Regions from separate parts of the Homo sapiens genome. Here all the other regions are linked to region 1. The links are chromatin loops, found by intact Hi-C in ENCODE. Cell type or tissue: heart right ventricle. All regions are shown on one strand. Region 1 has its middle 82 kb from the start of AVPR1A. Region 2 overlaps PPM1H (protein phosphatase, Mg2+/Mn2+ dependent 1H). Region 3 overlaps MON2 (MON2 regulator of endosome-to-Golgi trafficking). Region 4 has its middle 29 kb from the start of MON2. Region 5 overlaps PPM1H (protein phosphatase, Mg2+/Mn2+ dependent 1H).

What was found. Peaks named below come from ENCODE experiments on the same cell type or tissue, not always from the same donor. Only the 100,000 strongest peaks of a DNase experiment are listed, where the experiment ranks them.
Region 2: a loop joins it to region 1, with 4 times the contacts of the local background. A loop is called at or near these places in 56 of 110 quality-filtered maps.
Region 3: it touches region 1 in a loop (5-fold over the local background); 16 of 110 quality-filtered maps call a loop at or near these places.
Region 4: it touches region 1 in a loop (8-fold over the local background); 27 of 110 quality-filtered maps call a loop at or near these places.
Region 5: it touches region 1 in a loop (7-fold over the local background); 53 of 110 quality-filtered maps call a loop at or near these places.

Annotation. Positions count from the first base shown.
Region 1 is chr12:63,067,455-63,071,454 of GRCh38, reverse strand. No RefSeq gene overlaps it. Among named protein-coding and RNA genes, the nearest start is that of AVPR1A, 82 kb to the left of the region's middle. In heart right ventricle, a CTCF peak has its summit at 2,401 (motif pointing right); no DNase peak of the experiment used is centred here; H3K27ac peaks cover 1,560 bases.
Region 2 is chr12:62,797,150-62,801,149 of GRCh38, reverse strand. All of the region lies in intron 3 of PPM1H (protein phosphatase, Mg2+/Mn2+ dependent 1H), which reads left to right. Among named protein-coding and RNA genes, the nearest start is that of PPM1H, 140 kb to the left of the region's middle. In heart right ventricle, a CTCF peak has its summit at 1,825 (motif pointing right); a DNase peak (open chromatin) is centred at 1,837.
Region 3 is chr12:62,573,247-62,577,246 of GRCh38, reverse strand. All of the region lies in intron 30 of MON2 (MON2 regulator of endosome-to-Golgi trafficking), which reads right to left. Among named protein-coding and RNA genes, the nearest start is that of MIRLET7IHG, 27 kb to the left of the region's middle. In heart right ventricle, no CTCF peak of the experiment used is centred here; no DNase peak of the experiment used is centred here.
Region 4 is chr12:62,436,225-62,440,224 of GRCh38, reverse strand. No RefSeq gene overlaps it. Among named protein-coding and RNA genes, the nearest start is that of MON2, 29 kb to the left of the region's middle. In heart right ventricle, a CTCF peak has its summit at 1,905 (motif pointing left); a DNase peak (open chromatin) is centred at 1,899.
Region 5 is chr12:62,811,090-62,815,089 of GRCh38, reverse strand. All of the region lies in intron 2 of PPM1H (protein phosphatase, Mg2+/Mn2+ dependent 1H), which reads left to right. Among named protein-coding and RNA genes, the nearest start is that of PPM1H, 120 kb to the left of the region's middle. In heart right ventricle, CTCF peaks have their summits at 1,465 and 1,666 (motif pointing right); a DNase peak (open chromatin) is centred at 1,689; H3K4me3 peaks cover 592 bases; H3K27ac peaks cover 931 bases.

The DNA.
Region 1 (4,000 bases):
CACCTGTGGTTCCTTAGGATGAAGTGCCTATTGCCAGCATGGCTTTACCAGATTATCTAGCAATTAAAGTGGAAATGGGGAATACAACAACCATCCTAAAGAGCTTAGAAAGAAGACAACAAGCTAAGGTTTTTCATTTTCATTTTAAAACATGGTCAGAAAACCAGAGATCTCCTCCTTTGACTGGTCTCAACAAATCTTTTATAACCATAGGGCTGTGTACCCAAAAATCAATCAGCATATGATCCTGAAGGGTACAGAATTAGAATTTCAGTTTAACTTGGAGGCTCATTAGGCTCTTTCCGTGAAATATAAAGAGATTGATTGGGAAAACTAAAGCTGAAGAACTGGAATAGGATCGCTGGCTGGATTTAGATGACTCTGAGCACTTGGAACTCCCCAAACTTCCTAAGTCTCCTTTAGCAGTTGCATTAGTTATTTACTGATGCACAACAAATTACCCCAAAACTCTGTGGCTTGAAACAACAAGCACTCATTATCTCGTGGTTTCTGAGGGTTGGGAATCTGGGCCCAGCATAGCTGGGTGCTTCTGACTCAGGGTCTCTTGCAAGGTGGCCATCAAGCTGTAGCTGGGGCTATAGTCATCTCAAGTTTCAGCTGGTGAAGGATTCACTTCCCAACTCACAAGGCTATTGGCAGGCCTTGGGTCTTCACCGTCTGTTAATCAGATATAATCAGTTTCTTGCTACATGGATCTCTCCCAAAGGAAACTCACAACATGGCAGCTGGCTTCCCCTAGAACAAGGGAGCGAAAGAGCCAGAGAGGATGTCCAAGACAGAAGTCACAATCTCTTTTTAACCTAATCTCAGAAATGACATTCCATCACTTTTTCCATATTTTATTTATTATAAGTGAGTCACTAGGCCCAGCCCACACACAAGGAGAGGGTGTAAATACCAGGAGGTGGGGATTACTGGGGGCTTCCTCAAAAGCAGCTTGGCATGGCAACAGAAGTGGTCTCTCCTCTCTTTGCTGTGGTTACTCCTGCCTCGCTTGAAGACATTGTAAGAACCTCATGTGACTTTGCTAAGTTAAATTAGGGAGGCTAAGGCAGAGAAGACAAAATTAGGGGAAAGGCGTGGAGGTGAGGTCATGAGATCCCTTGAGATCTAATCTTAAAAGGCCTTCAAGATCAACTTGTTAGTACTGGACCCTGGTTTCAAAGCAGTATGAGTCTATTTTTTTTGAAAATATGATATAAATCCAGTTTTAAGTATGTACTTATTTATATGAAACAAATTTTTTTATAAAATAATGTCAAGTTTATTATTGCTATTTCCCTTCTAGTAAATTGACAGAACAGTGACAGACATAGTACAAGCTTCTTGTGTACCAAAATGACGACTGCAGTTTAGGCTAACAGTAGTGTCCCCTAGGACATCTGAACAACTTCCCAGCTATATTTAGCCATGCAAAAGCAATGTCATCTTCTTAACTACTATTCAAGTGTCTTTGGCCATGGATGTATTTTTTAAGCTAATTCTACCAGAAAAATATAATATTGGCTGGGGATAGTTCATTTCTCTCCTTATCTGTATTCAATGGAACTATGCTTAAATTATAACACATGTGATTTGGGGTAAAAATTAGGAGGAATATGCTGATGAAATAAGGTATAAAACATAGGGAAATGCTACAAATCAGCTTCTGTAATCATTTCTTCTGTAAAGTTTTAGGAACATGATGGATGGCTTGTTACAATTGACCTAAGCCAATCTAACCACTTCACCATAGTCAGTTTCTCTTTGGTGACTCTGGACGCCTCCAAATATTAGAAGTAGGTGAGAGCTATTATCTCCTCCCTTATATCTTTGCTACCAGGTACACTATAATGAAAGCAAGGCTTAGACTTAATTCTGCTCCATGTACAAACATTTATTGTCAGATTCTTACACCCTATTCACGTAAGAGCTAAGATGCCTGTACAATATTTCCAGCCAACTACATGTCTCAGAAGCTTTCAGATCGCCAAAGAAATACTGTTAAATATCACTATGCTAATTAACAAACTCTATTGCAGATTTAGATAGCAATATTTGAAATGCTGTAGTCAGCCATTTCTCTAGTGTGGATTTCTGGATAGTCTTTTAAATGCTAATTAACCACTTATGGAGTTGGGATTTCTGGTCAGAAATACTCTGACTTACACACTGAAGTGTTTTCAATAAATTACCATCGATTTAACAAAGCCTCAGCCTAAAATTAACTAAATAAATCCTGCTTGAGAAAAGAAAGTTTGACTAGTTGACATCCTGTGGTCTCCCTCTTCTTGTCTGGTGATTCTTGACTGCCTTACAACCTAGACTTGGGCAGTTTCCAGAAAGAGCTTTACATTGTCATCTTAAGAAGCCTGATAAAAGTAGCAATTTTAAGTCCGGCCATCAGAGGTCAGTAAACCCCAGCTTATTCAGTATTTTCCTTTTGAAAACTTTTTCTAAAACAAGAAGAGTTATAAATTAATTAACATGCATTATTAGGAGAGTTTTCCCTCAATCTTTAAAGAAGTAAAAGAATAACAATTCTCAAAAGAAACCTAATGTGCTCAGCTCATGAGTAGAAGACATCCCTCACTGCCCCCCATCTTACATAGAAATAGCTTAAAATTTAAGGTCTCCAAAAGCTCCAATAGAGTAAGCCTAGATTTGAAACAGGGAGCCAACCATCATCATTTCCATTTGCAGGAAAAAAGAAAAAAAACAAACTAAAGCTTTTAAAAGAATGTAGATTTCTAAGCTAAAATATAATTCCTGTTATTTGTATATGTTACATTAGGTTCTCAACTTTTAGTTATTTTAATTTCGCAGTGATCTGTGAGGTGTATAGGGAGGTGTTATTATCTTCATAGACTAGGAAAGCAACACACAACACTGTGTAACTAGCCTGAGTCTAGTTTCTGACCCATAGCTTTCAATATATTTACCTTCTCTAGACTAAACACATACTTATAATAAAGATACTTTATATCTTTATTATACCACACATGTGCTTATTTATGTCTTTTGGCCCAATGACAGTGACATTGTAACCTCCTTTGAGGCAGCAATCCAGTGTCTTCTCTATCCCTTCACCATGACTTGAGTACAGTTAATCAGAAAATTGAATTTGCTAACCAAATAACTAAATTGAATTTGTCTGGTTTTTTTAGCCTTCCTGTACACTCTGTAGAACACACACACACACACACACACACACACACACACACACACACACACACACACACGAGCACAATGGTGGGCATCCACTGCAACCTGGAGAAAGGCCTACTTGCATTTAAATGAAGCCTAAACAACATCAAAGAAACCCACCTATTATATTCTAGGCCACAGCCAGGCATTTTCATGGACTAGAATAGATCTTCAAACAAGTTGATTTTGTACTCCAGCAACAGAAACACACAAGCACTCATCCCTAATATACAGATACTTTTTATAAATTACAAATATGTATATGTGTTAATATTGACTGAAAATAGAAAATGGATATTATGAAACGAAGATGAAATTTAAATGTATTTAAATAATTATATATTTTATTTCCTTTATAATGGCACAGAAATATTTTTGATTGCTGCATTATAATATTTTGTGATTTCAGTATGATTGAACATTTATGTCCATGTTCATAATTTACTTATAAATAAGTAGGAACATTTTGAAACATACAAGAATAGAATTTTAAAAGAGCTAAAGATGTGATAAAAATATTTTATATAATTGTGTATCTTCTTTTAATGCCTCAAAAACACCTTTCTTGTTTTCCTATTATTTTTTCTTGGCTTACTGTAATTTAAAGGTCTAAATCTTTGTTGAATTTACTTGGATGCTCGGACTCTTGGTTTTAATGGGTATAATAGTTAGAAAAAGTAACTCCAGAGAAATATGTTATAATCTGTGCATTCCCCTATATTTCAAATAGTGTGTTTAATAATTTTAAATTTTTTAATATAAGATTAGATTGTCATTGTTTTGAATTTCATAA
Region 2 (4,000 bases), 270 kb after region 1:
ACAGGGTTTAGGAAAGTGCTCAAAAGTCCCCATCCTATACAGATGTGATCTAAGAACGGCTGTTTTACCACAACTGGGAATGTGGTTCACACTGCAGACAAAGTGCTGGAGGAGAACAGAGCCAGGGGCCAATATCCAAGAAGTCTTAGTCTTACCCAGGCATGTGGATTTGTCTGTTCGTTTCCATCTGAATGGGTCTGATCGGGAGTTCATCATCCTTCGCTGTTGGCCTCACTCCTGAGCATGTCCTCGGGAGAGTGCCACAGCTCTCGCTGTCCCTTGCTGCCCCTCTGCCTGGCAGGAGTGCACATAGAAGCCGCCTCTGCTTTGTTCTATGCCAGCTCTTTCCCTCTGTGAGCTTACTTTATCCTAAGCCAATTATTTTGGTTTTAAAGATTTTATTTCTTGCTCGGCAGCCTGCATACAGATAAAGAATAAGAGATATTTAAGGATATTTATAAGGGCTTGAGTTAGGCAAGTGGGCAGTCATGGCCTTAAAACCTGGAGATTACAGGCCGGGCACGGTGGTTCATGCCTGTAATCCCAGCACTTTGGGAGGTCGAGGTGGGTGGATCGCAAGGTCAGGAGTTCGAGACCAGCCTGGTGAATAAGGTGCAACCCCGTCTCTACCAAAAATACAAAAAAATTAGTCGGGCGTGGTGGCACATGCCTGTAATCCCAGCTACTTGGGAGGCTGAGGCAGGAGAATTGCTTGAATACAGGAGGCAGAGGTTGCAGTGAGCTGAGATCATGCCACTGCACTCCAGCCTGGGCAACAACAGCGTGACTCCATCTCAAAAAAACAAATAAACAAAAAAAAAAAACCTGGAGATTACAAAGTGATGAGAAGCTGTTAAATGAAGTCAAAACAGCTAGAAGCGTCTTGCCAGAACCGGATAGGCACATGGTGCATGTTCCAGGATCTCACGGCATCAGGTAGTGTGCTAAGAAGGAAAGTAAATAATGACTATACATATCGTCATCTGATTTGTTTGTAAGGCAAAAATAGTTCATATATTCACCCCTCAAATTTGCATCCTCTTTTTATTTAAACGTGTCCCTTCTTTGGTCTCAGCTTTTTCTCTCCTTGTTACAGAGATAACATTTACCCTTTGACTAGCAGGTGGTTTAAAATGCACCTTGCTGGGCGTGGTAGTGGTGCATGCCTGTCATTCCAGCTACTCAGGAGGCTGAGGCCGGAGGATTGTTTGAGCCCAGGAGTTCTGAGCTGTCATGTGGGTTCAGTGTCAATGTGGTGACCTCCTTGGAGCAGAGCACCACCGGGATGCCTGAGGAGGGGTGACCTAGCCCAGATCAGGTTATATCTCCAGTGCTTTTTTGTCACTGTATTCCAGCTTGTGCAACACAGCAAAACCCCATCTCTTAAAAAATAAAATTAAGAATAAAAATGTAAAAATAAAATGCACTTCTATCTCAAGACTGTCTGATAGCCTGCAACCCTGCAATCCCAATGAAAATACCAGGAGGCTGGAAAAGATTATTTAGGAAAAAGGGAATTAAGGTAGGAAAATTGACTCCCACTCAGTCGTGGTGTAAAATCTCACTCTCTGCCTCTGTAGAGGCTCTGATGTCAATAAATGTTTCTAGACACTAATACTCAGAATGCCAAGTATTGAATTTATTTTTTTAATTATTTAGGCAAAAATTTGACAATGGGCTCTCCTTGTAATGTAATGTAATGTAATTCAGTTTGCATGGTAGAAGTGAAAAATAAAGGAAACGTTGAGATTTTCATTTCCTTCAGTTGTGACTAGTGCCACAGGACATCTTTTACCTGGAGCTGCTGCATTCTCAATTTTGTCCACTAGAGGCCAATGTCACATTGACTCAGGACTCCACAGGGGTCTCAGGCTGTTCCTGCCCATTAATGGCTCAGGGTTGCTCTTAACAACTGTGCTGGCAAAGAAAGGTTCATTCAGAAAAATACTTAAGAGGCTCATTTTTAAAATATTTCTACTTTTAATGAACCAATTCATTACCTCAAATTTTTCTTGGAAACTTAGTCACCAGCAAAAACAACAATTGTTTGCTTCATTTTCATGTGTAATTCATTCAATCAGTAATATTTGTTGAGAACCAACTAGAAGCCAGGCCTGACTGGGAAAAGAATATTGAGCCGATTAGGCAAAGAAGGGTGTTAAACAAGTAAAATATAAATGGGAGGAGCCTTGAGAGGGGAAATACAGGGTGATGCAGGAGTCTGGTAAAGAGATGAAGGGAAAGGTTCCCTGGGGAGGTGATGCTGGGGTGTGGGGGCTCAGGAGTAGAGCAGACATGTGCAGGGCAGGGTTGGGAGAATGAATGCCCTGGGGCTCAGGAAACCTGGGTAACAAACCGAGCCTGAGAAAAAACCCAGGTAGGCCAAAGCCAGTAAGCCACCATTGCTGTGGTGGGAAGATAGATCTTAAATGTAGCAATGGCAGGTGAATGAGGAGGAAGGCTGGAGTGCCCCTGTGGAGACCCAGGCCCAGATGTGCCATATCATGAACCTTTAGCTTTAAGCTATGTCTCTTCCCTGTTTGTTCCTTTCAGGTTTACCCCCATGCCCTAGCTTCCTCTTCACACTTTTTCCCCCCAGATTGTCTGTCTAGGTCCCCAACCTGCCTACAGCTTACCGGGGCTTTGCACTGTGAAAGGAAAATAAAAACTGGGCCCCCAATCCACTATGGAAATTGGAAATCACTAGGAAAAAAAATTAAGCTGAAAGCTGAGTCGTGGAAGAAACTGTTTCCTTTTGTTCCTAAGCAGATACTACAGATGAATGGTTGAATATCTCCACAGGTAGCTACTCTGTGTTCACCTTACCTCACGCAAAGTGTTGATTTATTGATTTCCAGAGCCCCAGACTATCCCCTACCTGCTCCTTTTCTCTTGGAATATGTGGATGACCATACCCTCCCTCTTTCCCCTCCGGCCCACTTTTCCCCTTTAAATACTGAAGCCTTCAAATTCATCTTTGGAGAAAGGTACAGACTACAGACTGTCTCTGTGATCTGTGTTTTTTTTCTTCCAGGCATGTCCTTACCCTTGGCAAAATAAACTGAATGGATTGAGACCTGTCTCAGATACCTTTTGGTTTACAGCACCTTTCTGGTTGGCCTTATTAAGTGAGAAGCTCACCATTCTTTGGTTCTCATGGCACCTGGAAGGGTGGCCATACCTTGTGCTTTGCTGGGGACTGGGTCAGTGGGTGCCTGCTGTCTTAATTGTTAATACTCTCCCATTTCACTCTCAGATGTGACCTTCTTTGGAATGATAAGTCTTCTGTTTAATCACAGATGCTCTTGTTTTTCTTTGCGTCATCAGAGATTTCAGAGAAACTACACTCCTGTTTCATAGAAACAATGCCTGTCTTAACCTTATCAAATTGCTTAAGGTGAGCTTCAGAATCCACAGCACAGAAATTATACCAGCTTCAAAATAATAGCTGGAAGGCCATTGCCAACTCCTTTTTCTTTCCTCCCCCTCTCAATATTAGGTTTTTGAGAGTCATTGTCTTACCGTGTAAACCTTTGGTTTTTTGAAATGCCCACAAGCGCCACGGTGTGCCAGGCAACCCGAGGACAGTTCACACAGCTGTCTATAGCAGGACAGCTTTGAATTTTCCAGATCATTCCTAAACTTTTTTTTTCACCGCAGTAGCCACCCACTCTCTAATTTTCCTGTTTCTAGATGTCCTTTAGGTATTGCGGGTTTTGTGCCATTGATTTTCTATAATAGGAAATTCAATATTAAGTAAGAGTTGTCATATAGGCATTTCAGCTTTGTGGCTCTCTTGCCTTCTCTTCCACTTTTAATCCCTAAAAGTAAAGTTCCCCAAGCCTTGCACCTAAGCCTCTAATTTGCCTCACTGATGACATTTATGCAGCTGTCCCTCTGGAGATTCTGAGTGTCACAATATCCTTAAAAGCAGAGCTTCTCCTTCACTGGGAGTTTTTGCTTTATTTATAAGAGCTCAACAATGTGGAATCAGAATTCT
Region 3 (4,000 bases), 490 kb after region 1:
AAAAAACTGAAAGAAATTTACCCAAACCTGAACCAATCAGAGGAATTTCACAATCACTGCCATCAAAGCAGCTTCACAGACTATATCTGCATCTCTAGAGACAAAAGTTGTGTTTAATTTTAATTTATAACCAAGGAAGGTAAGGGTTTAGTAATATTAAAAGATTTGTGATGATGGTGGAGGTAACTAAGGATGAGTTGATGATCAACAAAAAATGAAGAGGCAAAAATAATAAAATAATATTAATATTATTAGTGTGTATATTTCTATATTATTAGTGTTTATAGAAATATACACACTAACAATATTAATACTTTTAGTGTGTATACTGTGTGCTAAGGTGTATTAGTGTGTTTATTTCAACACATTAATAATATTAATATTATTTGGATCATATATCAGAAACACTGAACTAGATTTTTAAAATATCATATGATGAGGGAAGAGAGTAGCATACAAAACTAAAAACTGGATAACTAATAGTTATTTAATTTATAACTAGCAAACATATCAAAAACATCGATTGAGCTTTTAAAAATGCTGATTAACAGAATTTACCTATAAATTATAAGGGGCAATGGTCAATACTGCAGGTTACAAATAAGCCATGTAAGATCTTAAATTCCTTAAATTTGAAAACTACAGTAATCTTTAAAAATTTATTTTCATGAATCTTTATTTAAAATAAAAAAGAGCCTTCAAACTTATAAAGTGTTATTTGTATTTTGTCAGTTCTCTCTGTATGACATATTAAAATTTTTGTTGCAATATAATCTATATATTATAAAATTCACCCTTTTAAAATATACAATTTAGTGTTCCTTAGTATATTCATAAAGTTGTACAACCATCACCATTTCTAATTCCAGAACATTTTGATCACCCCCCCAAAAAGATCTGTACCCATTAGCAGTCACTCTCCCTCATCTCCCTTCCCCTCAACTCCTGGGAACCATAAATCTACTTTGTCTCTATGGATTTGTTACTCTGGATATATCCCATAAACAAGATCATACAATATATAGCCTTTTGTGTCTAGTTTCTTCCGCTTAGCATTATGTTGTAAATGTTCATCCATGTTTGAGCATGCATTAGCACTTCATTCTTTTTTATGGCTGAATAATGTTCCACTGTATGAATACATTACATTCAATTTGTCTTTTTTGCTACTATATTACATTCAATATATTGAATATTGAATATATTACATTCAATTTCACTTTTTTGCTACTATGAATAACACTGCTATGAACATTAGTGTACAAGTTTTTGTGTAAACATGTGTTTTCAATTCTTTTGCACAGTACTTTGTGATTTTTAATGTAAGGTCCACAGATTGTGTAACTTCCCACTCACCCATTGTGTCTCCTTTATAACTACCATGTTTTGGTACTCAAAGTTGGCTAAATGAATTTCTAATAGACTTCAAGTGTCTACCAAATTGCAGTCCTTGTGTTTTTCAACTTTGTCTTTTTCTTTCTCTTAAACTGTTTACTTATAGCCCTCAACGACATGCAAAGGCTTTCTTTTCTGCTAGTTCATTTTATTTGTATTTTCTGTGTTATTGTATTCCCTTGCCAAAGCATCTTGCAGATCAAAAAGTTTGGGGAATATTACAGACAGAGATATGTTTATTCTTAAAGTCTTAGAGTATGTATTAATTAGGTTAAAGGATTTATAAAGGTACCAATATAAAAAATAATCAAGTATTAGTCTTATTTAAATTCATTAAGTCTTGCTATTCCAAGCAACTTTCCAAAACAATCTTCCTACTGTTCAAACACTACTGATAAACTTCAGCTATAGAACATAGTACATATGTGGCATTAAGTAAGGTTTAAAATCTAAAAGTTTATGACCTCCAAAGTTATCAATTATTTAGAAAATAAAAACAAAGAGAAAACCTGTTATGAAACTGAAAATGTGCATGGTTTTTAAGTTCTCTTAACACTGCACTTTTAGTATCAACTGACCAATAAAAGCTTTCAATTTGAGCCTTAAAGTATTTTTGAACTATGAAACAAAAACTAAACTGGCTTTATCCAGTATAAGCTGTCCATGATTAAACATTCATGGACCTTTACAATTACTCCAACAAATAACTTTTCATCTTTCTTTGTTGAGACAGGGTCTCACTCTGTTGCCCAGGCTGGAGTGCAGTGGCACAGTCACAGCTCACTGCAATCTCAACCTCCTGGGCTCAAGTGATCATCCCACCTCAGCATCCCAAGTAGCTGGGACTACAGGCACATGCCACCATATCTGGCTAATTTTTAAATTTTTTTTGTAGAGGCGGAGTCTCACTATGTTGCCCAGGCTGGTCTTGAACTCCTGGGCCCAAGCAATCCACCCAACTTGGCCTCACAAAATGCTGGGATTACGTACTCCGGTTGGCCTTCTTTTTGTCTTTCAAATAAAGAAAATAATGCCTAGTGATGGGAAAGGACCAGCTCACGATCAACAGAAAGTAGACAGCAAGTCAGGACCAGGTCACAGGTCTCCTGACTCTCAATCTAGGGTGTTCATCAACTACTCCATGGAGTAGAAAGCTTAAATCTGTAACTAGAATAACCATAACTTAGAATACTGATACTGTGTTACTTGAGAGCTGAATTTAGAAGCTTTATTATTTTTAGCCATTAAAAATAACTCCAAGCCTGGGCAACATGGCAAAATCCCATCTCTACAAAAAAAATACAAAAATTAGCTGGGTGTGGTGGTGCATGCCTATAGTCCGAGCTACAAGAGAGGCTGAGGTGGGAGAATCACCTGAGGCCAGGAGGTCAAGGCCGCAGTGAGCCATGAACATGCGACTTCACTCCAGCCTGGGTGACAGAGCGAGACACTGTCTCAAGAAAAACAAAAACAAACAAAAACCTCCAAATTTAGAGCTAAATTTCCAAGTCTCAGTCATTTAGAGTTTTGGCCTTTAGAATTTTGGTTTAAAATAATAGTTGTTTCATGGGAATTAATATGGATAATGTCACCTTTTTTAAAAGAAAGAAAAAACATTAATGACAATAATAGTGGAAACAAGCATTTTAAAGTACTTACATGCCAGGTGCTATTCTAAGCATTCATTCATTTTAAGTGATTTAATCCTCACAATAACCCTGTAAGTTAGGGAGCATTATTATTGACATTTAACAGATGAGGAAAAATGAGTCACTGAAAGGTTTAATAACTTGTCTAAAAAGTAGTACAAAGTAGTACTACTGGGATTTGAATCCAGGTAGTCTGGTTGCCAAGCCAATGCTCTTATCCACTATGCTGGCTGCTTCTTAAGTAATGTATTTTCCAACACACCAAACATACTCAAACCTTTAAGGTAAGTAGAGCCATAATCAGGCAAAATATTTTAAATGAAATTATACTACAACTGCATTGATACAAAATTATGTAAAATACTATTATTTGGCCTTTGGTTCCAGTGTCCACTTTTCTATATTAAAAAACTTCAGAAAACGGGATTTAATAAAATAAGAATAAAGTCCAGAAAGTGAAGAATATTTAATAAGAAATTCAAGAATAAGGAAGATGGCAGAAAAACTCTCAAGAAAAACAAAAACAAGCAAAAAAAAACCTCCAAATTTAGAGCTAAAATTTTAAATGAAATTATACTACAACTGCATTAATACAAAATTATATAAAATATTATTATTTTACATAGAAAACCATTTTTTTTTATATACAGGATCTTGCTATGTTGCTCAGGCTGGATTTGACTCCTGGGCCTCGGCAATCCTCCCACCTCAGCCTCCCAAAGTAGCTGGGATTACAGGTGTGTCACCACACCTTGCTAGGGAAAGCAATACTTAAAGAAGTTTTACTCATTGCAAAAAAAAAAAAAAAGCTGATCTGAAAGCTTATTCAATTTGTTAATGGGGCATTAAGCATATATAGACAATTAGAAAATAAAAGGAAAAATGTAAATTTCTCAACCTATGTGCTTGATACAAATTAACAGTGACTCAGGCTCTTATGTCTACGAAGGAACTCA
Region 4 (4,000 bases), 630 kb after region 1:
GGCAGGCAGATCACAAGGTCAGGAGTTCGAGACCAGCCCGACCAACATGGTGAAACCCCCGTCTCTACTAAAAATACAAAAATTAGCCAGATGTGGTGGCATGCACCTGTAATCCCAGCTACTCAGGAGGCTGAGGCAGGAGAATCGCTTGAACCCAGGAGGCGGAGGTTGCAGTGAGCCGAGATCGCACCACTGCACTCCAGCCTGGGCGACAGAGCAAGACTCCATCTCAAAAAAAAAAAAAAAAAAGTAAAAAAATAACAGATGCTGTTGAGACTGTGGGAGAAAGGGGAGTGTAAATTAGTTCAGCCATTGTGGAAGACATTGTAGTGATTCCTCAAAGACCTAAAAACAGGACTACCATTTGACTCAGCAATCCCATTACTGGGTATATACCCCAAGGTATATAAATCATTCTATTATAAAAATACATGCACATGTATGTTCACTGCAGCACTATTCACAATAGCAAAGACATGGCATCAACCTAAATGCCCATCAGTGGTAGACTGGATAAAGAAAATGTGGTACAGACACACCATGGAATATTATGCAGCCATAAAAAAACCCCATGAGATTATGTCCTGTGCAGGATCATGGATGGAGCCGGAGGCCATTATCCTTAGCAAACTAACACAAGAACAGAAACCAAATACTACATGTTCTCATTATGAGACACATGGATACATAGAGAGAAAGAACACACACTGGGACTTATTTGAGGGCAAAGTGTGGGAGGAGGGAGAGGATCAGGAAAAATAATGAGTACAAGGCTTAATACCTGGGTGATGAAATAATCTGTACAACAAACTCCCATGACACAAGTTTACCTATATAACAAACCTACACATGTACCTCTGAACTTAAAATAAAAGTTAAATTTAAAAAAGAGACAGAGACAGCAGATCAGAAAGATAAACAGCAAAATATTAATGCTGGTTATCACTGGTTGGTGGGATATTAGACAATTTTTGCTTTTAACCGTGATCATTCAAATGCTTTATATTGAACCTGTACTGTTTTCAACATTAAAAAAAATACTCAGGTTTAAGAAGAAACTAAAAAATAAAAACAGAAAATTGAAGAATGCTCTTCTCTGTACTCTTAAAGCAAACAGGCCTGTTTGCCTTAAGAAAAGTTTAAAAAGCACAAATAAGAACTGTAAAAAGCACTGCAAATGTTAGATGATAAGGTATATGTTGTGTAGAAAGTGAAAATTGTATCTTTTATAAAACCATTATTAAACAAAGAAATACAATGTAAATTTCCTGGAAACATACCAGAAGCAAAACTTTTAAACAAAATTCTGAGCTGGGTTTGACTTCTAGGACTGCATGGGCCCCTATTGTAGCAGCTGTGAGTGCAGAAACCCAAAAGATCAGAGAGCAAGGTGATACCTGTGACTTAGCCCTTCAGTGTCAACCTGGACACATCCTCATAATAGCCCCATTCCCTAAAGGATGCGGTTCCCTGGATGGTCCAAAGTGGGACTTCAGCCTAGTCTTTACAGACTTTTTAAGCAAAAACTCAGGGAGGTTAAATAACAAGCCAAGGTTGCCCAGTTGGGGAGGCCTGATGTCTTGAGAATCTGTGTTTTCCCTACATCCCTGTCCTCAGTTGAGATTATCTGAGGAATGTAAAGGCAGAAATTTTTGTTACCTGGAGATTTGAAGAGAGACCAAATGTTTGTGGGAAAACGACAGTCAAATCGACCATCAAAATCAGTAGAAATGTATTCCTATTTACCAATTTTAACACGTTAATACCAATAATCATTTTTCTGTGCACCAATTGTATAGCTTAAGAATTTGAAGCTCCCGTACATCAAGTTGGAAGCACTTTTTCTTTAGTGAAGTCTTGGAAAGATCAGAATAACTGGGTTCACACAGCTGGACACTCCTGCCCCCTGCTGGCTAGAATTAACTAAAACCAGACGATTTTAAGTTAACTGTAGGAACAACACTTTGAAACCTCTCAACTTTTCTAATAAAAGATAGCCAGCTCTTCCCTTACTTTGACGGGTAAAGTTCTTAGTTTATTTTCTTCAAAAGAGAGAGAGAGGGAACAGCTTGCATTCTGCTTTTCCCTCCTCTTCCTCCATCTTGTTGCCTTGTCATAGCCTGCCCAAGTGCTGATTTGTTTCATTATATGGTAAGAAGATAAGGGCAGTGTGTTTATAATTCAAATGTAATCAACAGTTTAAAATAGTATCCAGTACACAGAAGGTGCTCAGTAAATGTTGAGCAAATAAGAAGCAGAGGCAAAGTTGGAGAGAAAGCTGGAGAGAAAGATTGAGAGACGAGGATAAGAAAGAGAACCTATTCTTTCATGGACTGTTTCTCCCCTCTATTTGGGAGAGATATTTATTTAAGAAATACTAATATCATCCTTAGTATGTGCCAGGCATAGGAAATAGGAACTCAGTTAAGTAGGCATAAACAGGCATTGTCCTAAGCACTTTACAAATATTCTTAGTCCTCATAATAAACCTATAAAGTGAACATTATTATATTTATTTTACAAATTCGGAGACTAAAGCAGGAAGATTAAGTGAAATTCCCCAATGTTTAATTGCTAGTATAAGTGATGGGGCTGAGATTTAATCCTAGGGAGTTTGGCTCCACAATTCACACTTTTAACCAGACACATGCTGCCTCTCCAAAAAATGCAAAGAGGGGAGAGCAGAGATAGGGGAGAGCACAGAGAGGGGAGAAAAATAGTTGCGGAAGAATTGTACCAATCTTTCCACATAAGTCACTTGCCTTCTGGAACATTGTTAGAGTGGGTTATTTCAAAAGACCTGTCTTCAAGTCTGACATTCTCTCTGCTGCTTGGTCTAGTCTATTGTTGAAGCTTTCAACTATATTTTGTATTTTATTTGAGGACTTCTTCAGTATCAGAATTTCTGTTTGGTTCTTTTTGTATATCTATCTCTTTGGTTAATTTCTCATTTATATCCTGAATTGTTTTTCTGATTTCTTTGTATTGTTTTTTTGAAATTCTCTTGTAACTTACTGAGCTTTTTTAGTATCATAATTTTGAATTCTTGGCCGGGTACAGTGGCTCACACCTGTAATCTCAGCACTTTGGGAGGCGGAGGCAGGCGGATCACTTGAGGTCAGGAGTTCGAGACCAGCCCGGCCAACATGGTGAAACCTCATTTCTACAAAGATACAAAAATTAGCTGGGTGTGGTGGTGCACGCTTGTAATCCCAGCTACTCAGGAGGCTGAGGTAGGAGAATCCCTTGAATCCAGGAGGTGGAGGTTGCAGTGAGCTGAGATCATGCCACTGCACCCCAGCCTGGGTGACAGAGCAAGACTCAGTCTCAAATAATAAATAATAATAATAGTATTGAATTCTTTTTCCAGGATTTCATGAATTTCTTTTTGATTGGGGTCTGTTGCTGAGGAATTATTTATTGTGTTCCTTTGGAGGTGTCATTTCCTTGCTTTTTCAAGCTTCCCTTATTCTTACGTTGATACCTTCTCAACTAGTGTAATAATCACTTCTTCCAGTTTTTTGAATTTGCTTTTATAGGGAAGACATTTTCCTGAGGAGTATCAATGGTGTTGGTTGGGTGGGGCACTTTGGCTTTGCTTCTGGATACCTGTGATAGTGTAGACTCTATGATTTCTTCAGCTGTTAACAGTTTCAGTAGTATTTTTGATTTCCTCAGTGGTTTAGGGTTGGGTTATTAGTGGAGGCTATGCAAAGTTTTGCTGAGGATAGGGAAGCCAAGTGGGCCGGTCTTTGGGCCCCAGTGGTGGCAGCAGTGGGCTGAGTATGCCTGAGCTGGGCCCTGGGCGAATGCTGGCTGATGTTAGCTGGACCAGACCCAGGCCAGTGGACCCTTGGACCTCCAGTAGCTTGCTTAGAGTCTGGTAGTGGCAACGGTAGGCTAGGCGGGCGAGCCCGCTCTTGGGTTTCTAGACAGTGGGCGTGGTGTGGGCAATGGCGGTAGCAGGAAGACCCTCTGGGTCCTGATCGGTGTGCACTGG
Region 5 (4,000 bases), 260 kb after region 1:
ATGTTTTCTCATCTCTACCTCCTCATTGGCTTATTCTTCTCCCTTTCACTGTGGTACTGTGAGGATCAGATGGAAAACTGGACATTGAAAGCCCTGTGGATGGAATGCCTATAGCAGATACTCTGGACTGTGCATTATCATCTTCACTGAGATTCCTGGAAAACTGGCCAGAAAGTTTGTGGAAATCAAACCATATAATCACATATATAGTGGGGAAACAGAAAAATATGGCAACTCTGTTTCCCCAAGGGGAAGTGATCAATCCCTTTTCTTTGGTAGTGGGAGAGACGGGGTAGAAAGTGCATTCTGTGCTCATACAGGACATTTTGTAAAATCAACGATGAGATGTCACTCAAAGTGGGATTTCTACATTTGTGATAGGCCTTTCCTGCTGTTGATATGGCCCCTCCACCGGTTGTATAAATACCTGAATAGTTAGGGTGGCAAAGGGAAGAATAATATTAAATAAGCTAAGGACTTGTGAATGCTACCAGGAGGATACCACTTTTTCCCTTCAGACAACTATTTCTAAATTAACAGTCTCCAAATCGTAAGTTAAAAACAATTTTTTTGGCAGGGTGTGGTGGCTCATGCCTGTAATTTCACAGCATTGGGAGACCAAGGCAGGAGGGTCACTTGAGGCCAGGAGTTTGAGACCCAGCCTGGGCAACATAGCAAGACCCTCTCTACAAAAAATTTAAAAATTAGCCAGGTGTGGTGGCACATGCCTGTAGTCCTAGCTTCTTGGGGCGGCCAACGTGGGAGGATAGCTTGAGGCCAGGAGTTCCAGACTAGCTTGGGCAAAATAAGGAGAACTCATCTCTACAAAAATAAAAATAAAAAATAAAGCCTGGTGTGGTGGTGCACTCATGGTCCCATCTACTCAGGAGGCTGAGGTGGGAGGATGGCTTGAACCCAGGAGACTGAGGCTGCAGTGAACTATGATCATGCCACTGCACTCCAGCTTGGGTGACAGAGCAAGACCTTGTCTCTTAGAAAAAAAATGCACCCCCAATGTGTTTGTTCATTTATTGATCATTTATTGATATATAACCTACTACTGTGTATCCATAAAGTATATAATTATTTTAAAACTATAAAGATACATTTAAAATTTTTAAATGTTTTAATAATTTAAGGGCAATAAAGATGAAAAGGCAACGTTTTAAAATAACAACAGCTAACAGTGATACAGTGTTAATTGTATGCCAGGCATTGATTTAAGTGTTTTTCACACAGTAACTCATTTACTGTCTTGCTAAGAGCAAAGACTTCCTGCTATCATTAGCTAATATCTCAAGGCAAAATTCATCATTAACAATAGCGAGTATAATTCCATATTTCAACTCTCCCCTTGAGCGTTTCAGAGTATTTTGGCTAGATATGATGATGATGATTGTCAGATATGACTGGATTGTCATTCCTGGGAATATCAAGTGCCAGCTCTGACATGTTCTTATTTGCTCATGTTTTCTATCTGTAGTTTCTTTGCAGAAATTTTTTTAACCTGTTGTCTACTATGTGAGGAATAATTTTAATTTAAAATTTAGTAGTATAATCACCAGTTAGGGGCACAGGTCCCCTGCAATGGGTTGCCATATACCAAAACTAACAGGCATGGAAGAGCACCAGCATCCCATGCACGCGGAGGATTGACTTACGTACCACGCGAGGGCGCCAGTGTCATCCCGAATGAAAACTAGGAAAGCATTTCTAACGTGTCTCTTACACGCCGACCAATTCCCCCTCACATTCATGTGCTTCGTGTGGAGAGCACTCGTCTCAGGGGAAGAGGGATAAAGAGGTTTGCAAAACTCTAGAGCTCTGTGCAGTGAGTAAAGGAAGGCAAAACCGTCGTTTCCTTAAGCTGGAACAAATACCTCAAACCCCACTCCTTGGCTTTGTGTATTTCCTCTCCTACATCTGGGTATTTCTGTTGGTCTCCACAGGAAACGTCTGAGGTTATGTCTAGAACCTCTCCTTCTCAGTTGGCACTCCATAAAGAGGGGATGGGTACCTCACAACCACCCAGATGGCTAACGCTGGCTGTTTTAGTCTATGGATTCCCCGGAGTTCAGGTGCACGTTGATGTAGCTCCTGTTCGAGTAGGGCTAAAATTTAAGCTGGTCATTTTTGACATCTTTGGTTGGCCCTGGGATCAGTATACCTGAAGCTGAATGGACACCACCTGCTTGTTTCTGAAATGACTTCAGCTCCTTGTTTAATAGTTAGATTTCTGTTTGGAACAATCTTGTATTTGTTGAAAGGCCCAAGGAGTCTTTTCCAGTTAGAACTCATTAAGTTCTGGCATACTAGATTTTTTGAAAAATGGGAAAAAGAAAATAAAATTATTAAAAAGCAGTTTCCTTTTGCGAGAAGAGAATGTGATAGTGAGCCTACTGTAGAGAAAGTCTAAAAGAGAAACTGAATTTTCAAGCTCTCAATTTTTCACCTTCTGGAATCTTCCTTCATCAGGCTGCAGATGTATTCCTGAATAGAAGTAGGTAGGCATTTGTGTGTTATAAATTGCATATAAGACTGATTCTTTGTAAATGAAATAATTTAGAGTGCAACTGGAAAACTGCCTCAAAGTTATTGTTTTGTGAGTCAGAAGTGATTTCTGCCAAATTGAATTATATGGTAAGTCAGGAAGGGGCTTGATACTGTTTTTCTTCAAGTGGAGTACACATTTAACTCATGTTTATCTGGAGCAAAAATAAGGTTAAACATTTGTTAGAATGAATATGAGTAATTTTGAAGGTATTATGTCAAGAGCTAGGTTACTCTAATTATGAAGGGTCTGATTTGCATCCTGTGCTGGTGCCCCATCAACATTTTCTGAAGCTTCCGGAAGAGTAATGCAGAGCCATTGCCGAAACATTTGAGCAATCAGACACGTATGCAATTACTAGTAAGCAATAAACAAATTAAAATAACACAAGCAACACTGAAGTGCAAGGCCACACAGTAACAGAAGCCGAGGAGATTAATTACACAAAGTTATGTGACACTGGGGAGAGGGAAAGATCCCTTAACTTGGAGTCTGAAGAACTAGGTTCAAATCCTATCTCTGCCACATACCAGCAGAGTTACTTAAACTATCTGTACCCCAGTTTCACTGTTGGCAAAATGGAGTGACAACAATTTTATTGTGATGTTAGGGGGATTAAACATAGGTGCTTGATAGATTTGTATTAGTTTATTCTCACGCTGCTGAGACATACCAGAGATTGGGTGATTTATAAAGGAAAGAGGTTTAATTGACTCACAGTTCAGCATGGCTGGGGAGGCCTCAGCAAACTTACAATCACGGTGGAAGGGGAAGCAAACACATCCTTCTTCACATGGTGGCGGAAAGGAGAAATGCAGAGCAAAGGGGAGGGAAAGCCCATTATGAAACCATCATATCTTGTGAGAACTCACTATCACAAGAACAGCATGGAGGTGACCACCCCCATGATTCAATGACCTCCGACAGGGTCCCTCCCACGACATGTGGGGATTATAAGAACTACAGTTCAAGATGAGATTTGGGTGGAGACACAGCCACACCATATCAGATGTCCTTTGAACTAAGACTTCCTTTAGGGGAAATAAGAAAGGTGAACAGAAGCAACAGGAGTTGCACAGTAGAGCGAGATGAGTACACCATTTGGCAGAATTGGAAGTCAGGAGCTCAGATGTGCAGCCTGGTCTCCCCACCTGCTCAGTGTCCCTCCAGGCTATTTAATAGTATAAGTAATTACCATTACTTCTAGTGTTTTTGCCACTCCTATGTGCTGAATACAGTGCTATACATTTTATCATTTTTAAAACATACAGTACAATTAACTTTTTCCTTTTGGTATACAGTTGTATGAATTTTAATGCGTGCATAGATACATATCATCACTGCTGCAACAGGGATTCAGAGCAGTTTCATCATGACAGAGAACTCCTTCTTGCTATCCCTTCATAGCCATACCCCTTCCCGTGTGCCCCCCATACCCCATGGTTAGCT